2 separate regions of the Homo sapiens genome follow, and region 1 is linked to region 2. Evidence: read pairs that join two places in POLR2A ChIA-PET (ENCODE). Cell type or tissue: PC-3. All regions are shown on one strand. Links, peaks and the distances in the headings refer to the core of each region. The heading gives the core; the rest is flanking DNA.

Region 1 (2,907 bases), core at 194-2,693, 360 kb after region 2:
GTGTTGCCAATATAGAAAAAGATTCTAAGTGTTGGTAGAGAAGGAAGGAATTGGCTAAAGAGTAGCAGGGAAGGTGGAGCTGATTTCCAGATTAATTTTTTTTAAAAAGGCCAGATGCGGTGGCTCATTCCTGTAATCCCAGCACTTTGGGAGGCTGAGGTGTGTGAAATGCTTGAGCACAAGAGTTCAAGACCAGCCTGGGCAACATGGGGAAACCTGTCTCTACTAAAAATACAAAAATTAGCCAGGTATGGTAGTACGTGCCTGTAATCCCAGCTACTCAGGAGGCTGAGGCAGGAGAATCACTTGAACCCAGGAGGCGAAGGTGAGCCAAGATTGTGCTCACTCCAGCCTGGGTGACAGAGTGAGACTCCATCTCAAAAAATAAAATAAAATAATTTAAAAATTTAAAAAAGAGTACCAGGGAAGGAATTTACATCAGGCCACAGGTGGCTACTAATCCTTTGTCCCTTCCAGAAATTTTTACATTTTCCTTTTAACGAGTCTGTGTCTTTCTCCCTATGAACATTAAAAAGCACATTTGCACAGAACACTGTGCGGCCCACTTGGAATCCAATTCTAAAGGCGAAATAGCCTTCAATTCCATTATTTCTACCACTACCTCGCCCCACTTAGAAGAGGGTGTGCATGTCAGTGTTAAATGCTGCTCCTCCAACGGTTCTTCCAAGAAGCAAAGAAAACAGACTGCTGCAATGGGATCTCTGAGCAATTCTGATTTGCTGGGAATTGCAAAGGTTTTCTTTTACTCAGTGTTCTTGAGGTTTTGCTTCCATCTTCGAGAAATGATCCTTTTACCACTCCAAATTATTCACCTAGAGAGACACTTGCAAGTCCACAGAACACAAAAATGGCACTTATTAAACATTTAAATCACCTATAGGGTAATTATCAGATAAATACAGTATAAGGTTGCATTATTATCGTCTCTATGCCTGACATTTTCATAAAGCCATTTTATTCTGCAGTTTAAGAGAAATGATTACCAATAAAGCTTTTTTTTTTTTTTGAGACAAGAGTCTCACTCTGTCGCCCAGTCTGGAGTGCAGTGGCGTGATCTCAACTCACTGCAAGCTCTGCCTCCCGGGTTCACGCCATTCTCCTGCCTCAGCCTCCTGAGTAGATGGGACTACAGGCGCCCACCTCCACGCCCGGCTAATTTGTTGTTGTTGTTGTTGTATTTTTAGTAGAGACGGGGTTTCACCGTGTTAGCCAGGATGGTCTTGATCTCCTGACCTCGTGATCCGCCTGTCTCAGCCTCCAAAAGTGCTGGGATTACAGGCGTGAGCCACCACGCCCAGCCCAATAAAGCATTTTAATTGAATATTGTCAGTGATTGAGCTTTGGAAGGTTTTTAATTGGGTCATGTGATTTTCTAAAACTACTAAGTTCCTACTTTCTGATTTGAGAAATACATGTGACATTTATAAGTGTAACATCTAGTTACCAAGGGGGAACAAAATCCAAAAACCATAAGAAATCAGAGGGGCAAGGCTGTGACTCCTATCATGCATTCATGCTGCTCCTCTCAGGTGTCTCCTGCCGTCTCTCAGATTACAGCTGTCCACAGCTCACAGGTAATAAACTCAGGCTATTCCAGCTTTCTGACTTCATTTTCATTCAAATCTCAACAAATATTTACAAAGCACTTACTGTATAGTAACACTGCACATGAGGCCAGTCAAATATGAGGAAGACAGTGGTAAATGTGTAAGATGGAGCAAGAGCTGCAACTAAAGAATCAAAGAGGATATCTCTTCTAAATCCAGAGATATGAGAAAGAAAATAGAAAAACTCTTATTAGACGTAGGAGTCAGGGAGCTTACATGAGCAGAAATGCCCAACCCAAGGACAGAATAGAATAAAGAAACCAAGTTAAGACAGTAAATTCTGAGCCAAATCTTTTCTTTCTTTATCTTTCTCTCTCTCTCTTTTTTTTTTTTTTTTTTTTTTTTGTAGCTCCTGGTCTCTGGTTGAAGAGCCAAATCTTTTTGAAGAGTAGTCCTGCGGAGGACCCACTGGGCACCCGCTAGGGAAACAATGGGAGGGATGAAAACAGAGAAGGAAAAGAAAGCGGATCCAGGGTTCCCACCTCCCTGGGTGAACCCGACTATCAATGCCCACATTAGACAAAAGGAGACGAAAAGATGTTTTCCTGGGCTCCTGGTTTGTGTTATTTGAGGCCTTCCTTTTTCAAACAATCTAATCTAATGTATCAGGTATCTGATTCAAGAGGCACATTCATTGACTTTCATAGTTAATTTATGGACTTATGGCTGCTAATATTTGTTGGCTGTTACAAAACTTTATCCACAGCTCATAAAGATTTCTTAGTTGTGAGCAATAGCAATTTAAATCTTTTCTTAGGGCAGGTTTGTTTTTTAGTTTAGTTTTTGTAAGATTATTACAGTAATAGAACTTTGGCACTTTTACTAAGGGAAGGGAATCTTGAAGGATTTCATAACCAACTGTGTTTTCTAGTAAGCTCAGACACACAAAACCCTAGGAAAGAGGCTCAGAAAACATGAGATGTAAGGTGAGGTTTGGCATAGACTTTGAATGAGGAATGGCAAAGGCTGGCATCTTCATTCCAAAGTACCCACTGGCACACAGCATTTGCTAAGCAATTTACCAAGACAACAGGGGTAGCTTCCTTGGCTTTTTATTTATAAAAGCATGCTAGACACATCTTAGAACAGTGACTGGGAAGTCTGTCTGATATTATTGTTGTTACTGTTATTATTATTATTATCACTTTTTTGACAATCCTGAGATTTTTTGAACTCTGATAATGTGCCATGTAGAAGACAAACTAAGAGGCTGGGCACAGTGACTCACGCCTGTAATCCCAGAACTTTGGGAGGCTGAGGTCAGGAGTTCGAGACCAGC
Region 2 (2,907 bases), core at 185-2,684:
TTCTTTTCCTCTGCCTGGGCCTGCCGTTCCCTCTGCCCTCCTACACTGGGTATGGACAGACCCCAAGGGACCATGGTCTAGGTGTTGGCAGCCAGGCTGGCTCTACAACACAACATGTCAGCTGCTCTGCTGGGCCTCTGTTTACTCATCCATTAAATGAGGAGATAAGATCTCCCTTGACTGGCTGTGAAGATTAAGTGCACAAATATGTGTAAAGTGCACAAATATGTCAAATAAAAACTGAGACTGACACGTGGAGGTGCAAAATTAAAAAGGAAGCTTTGGTTAGTATCTCCAGAACCTGGCTAGGCACGGTGGCTCACATCTGTAATCTCAGCGCTTTGGGAGGCCGAGATGGGTGGATCACCTGAGGTCAGGAGTTCAAGACCAGCCTGGACAACATGGCGAAACCCCGTCTCTATTAAAAATACAAAAATTAGCTGGGCATGGCAGTGAGCCCCTGTAATCCCAGCTACTCAAGAGGCTGAGGCAGGAGAATTGCTTGAACCCGGGAGGCGGAGGTTGCAGTGAGCCGAGATCACGCCACTGCACTCCAGCCTGGGTGACAGAGTGAGACTCCACCTCAAAAAAAAAAAAAAAAAAATCCAGAACCTGCAGATTGTGCCTCTGATGCATCTCAAACATCCAGGGCCAGGGAGAAAATAATCTAAAGAAAAATACTACTGAAAAAGATTCCATTGCCATGGCCCTCTGAGACACACACATTCTTATTCTCTTATTTTCTCTCTCTCTCTCTCTTCTTCTCTCTCTCTCTCTTTCTATCTCTCTCTCTCACTCCCTCTCTCATTTACTCACAAGGTCAGTGGCCCAGACCCAGGCAGTTCTGGATAATCCCAGCTGTTTCTGACTCACCACCATCCTCAGGGCTGGCTGACTCACTCCAGGAAGGTTTTCCACCATGAAGTGTTTGTCTATGTCCTTGTGTTCCCGTGAAAAGGATTGTGTGGTCAGAGAAAGAGAAGACTTTGCTGGGTCAGTGAGATAGCATAGTGTGAGAGGCTTTGGGAAGTAGAAAAAGCAACATTAACTCAGGTTTAAAAACTAGACTTTGTCCAAATGGTTGGGGAAAGTAGTCATTGTATGTGTTTGCAATTAAATTTGGGTGGCATAGGACAGCCTAAAGCCCTTTGTAAGCAGAGCTCTATGTGCGCAGCGATCCCTAGAAGGCTGGCAAGGGGAGTGGCCAGGGCTGCACCAAAGAGGGTGTTGCCTAGCTGGGGAAGAGGAACTTCAGGTGAGCCAGGAGGCTCTTCTGCTCCCAGGCTGTGCAAAGCTTCTGAGTTGACTGGAATGATAGGTCTGATCTGCCCATTTGTTGCTAAAATGACTTAGGAGGGAAATGACCTCCACCTGCCTGGGAGGAGTCACTTCCTCCAGAGATGAGCTGTCCTTGAGGAGATCAGTGGGAGGAGAAGCCTGCGCTCTGCCCCACTGGGCAGAAGGACAAGCTTTCTCCCAAGAGCCTCGAGCCCAGAAGAAGTCGGGGTGGGGCCAATGGAAATCAGACAGTGGAACAAATGAACAGCTTCCAGGACAGGGCTGTCGCTTTCCTCTGTTTTCAATTGTGATGGCTTCATGAAACCCTTGCACCAGAAACCCATGAGCTAGAAATGAATGCCTGTATCCCCATCTCTGGACTCAGAGTCCAGAGTGCCAACCATTACACAATGGAACCTGTGTCCCCGCCTTATTCAAGAGTAAAGAAAGCAAAGCCTGGTGGTGGACGGTGGTACCTGCCCATCAGGCAGCATGCCCAGACTTGCAAACCAGAGATGGAGGATGTCAAATAAAAACAAAACCATGGGAGACTGAGGCAGGAGAATCACTTGAACCGGGAGGCGGAGGTTGCAATGAGCCAAGATCGCGCCATTGCACTCCAGCCCGGGCAACAAGAGTGAAACTCTGTTTAAAAAAAAAAAAAAATCCAGACTTTTATAAAGGGACACTTCAATAGAAAGAAAGACTATTGCAGGCCAGGCGCAGTGGCTCACACCTGTAATCCTAGCACTTTGGGAGGCCAAAGCAGGTGGATCACCTGAGGTCAGGAGTTCAAGACCAGCCTGGCCAACATGAGGAAACCCCGTCTCTACTAAAAATACAAAAAAATTAGCTGCACATGGCGGCTGGTACCTGTAATCCCAGCTACTCAGGAGGCTGAGGCAGGAGAATCACTTGCACCCGGGAGGCGAAGGTTGCAGTGAGTGGAGATTGCACCACTGCACTCCAGCCTGGGCAACAAGAGTGAAACAAGAAAGAAAGAGCGAAAGAGAGAGAGAGAGAGAAAGAGAGAAGGAGAGAAGGAGAGGAAGGGAAGAAGGGAGGGAGAAAGAAAGAAAAAATAGAGAAAAAGAGAAGGAAGGAAGGAAAAGAAAGAAAAGAGAAGAGAAAAGAAAAAAAAAGAGAGAAAGACAATTCCAATTCAGAGAATCTGCAAGCAGCTCAAAATCAAACAGAAAAAGATTCTTCTTTTCTAGGGTAAAGGAGGAGCAAGTGGAGATAAGCAGACTCTTGGGAGGGGAAGCTGGACAAGTGAGGGGAAATGACCAGTGGGAGCTGACAGGAAAAGGGTCTTGCTGTGTTCAGTCAATTCCCAGGAGAAGCTGGGCAGGGAAGTGACTTGGCAGGGACACTCCACTTTGTTTGTGCTTGTTCAGGCTTGGGGGCAAGCAGCATTCAGGGATCTGTAGGAAAGAGAGAAGTCTGACCAAAGTTTTGTCAAGCAAAGGGGGTAAGCAATGGGTGTCAGAGACAAGAATAGATGGGGGCAGAGGAATAATAGTGACAAAAATACTTGCTTTAAGAAAAGGTAACATCATGGCTCTCATATTAGTATAAAATAAACACATTTTAAAGATTCCATTTCGGCAGGGTGCAGTGGCTCACACC

Evidence for each region. ChIA-PET counts read pairs that join two places held together with the same protein. Peaks named below come from ENCODE experiments on the same cell type or tissue, not always from the same donor. Only the 100,000 strongest peaks of a DNase experiment are listed, where the experiment ranks them.
Region 1: POLR2A ChIA-PET joins it to region 2 with 17 read pairs; 3 of 35 experiments call an interaction of 5 or more read pairs at or near these places.

Annotation. Positions count from the first base shown.
Region 1 is chr1:224,062,292-224,065,198 of GRCh38, forward strand. The region is part of intron 1 of LOC105373061 (a long non-coding RNA gene); the gene reads left to right. Among named protein-coding and RNA genes, the nearest start is that of FBXO28, 50 kb to the right of the region's middle. In PC-3, for the core only: no CTCF peak of the experiment used is centred there; a DNase peak (open chromatin) is centred at 1,620; H3K27ac peaks cover 1,543 bases.
Region 2 is chr1:223,706,495-223,709,401 of GRCh38, forward strand. It overlaps LOC105373281 (a long non-coding RNA gene), which reads right to left and starts at 1,156. Exons shown (of 3, transcript XR_949164.2): 1 at 874-1,156. It also overlaps a transcript of CAPN2 not described here. RefSeq lists enhancers at 165-1,364, 1,365-1,864. In PC-3, for the core only: CTCF peaks have their summits at 1,701 and 1,907; DNase peaks (open chromatin) are centred at 887 and 1,407; H3K4me3 peaks cover 1,581 bases; H3K27ac peaks cover 2,500 bases.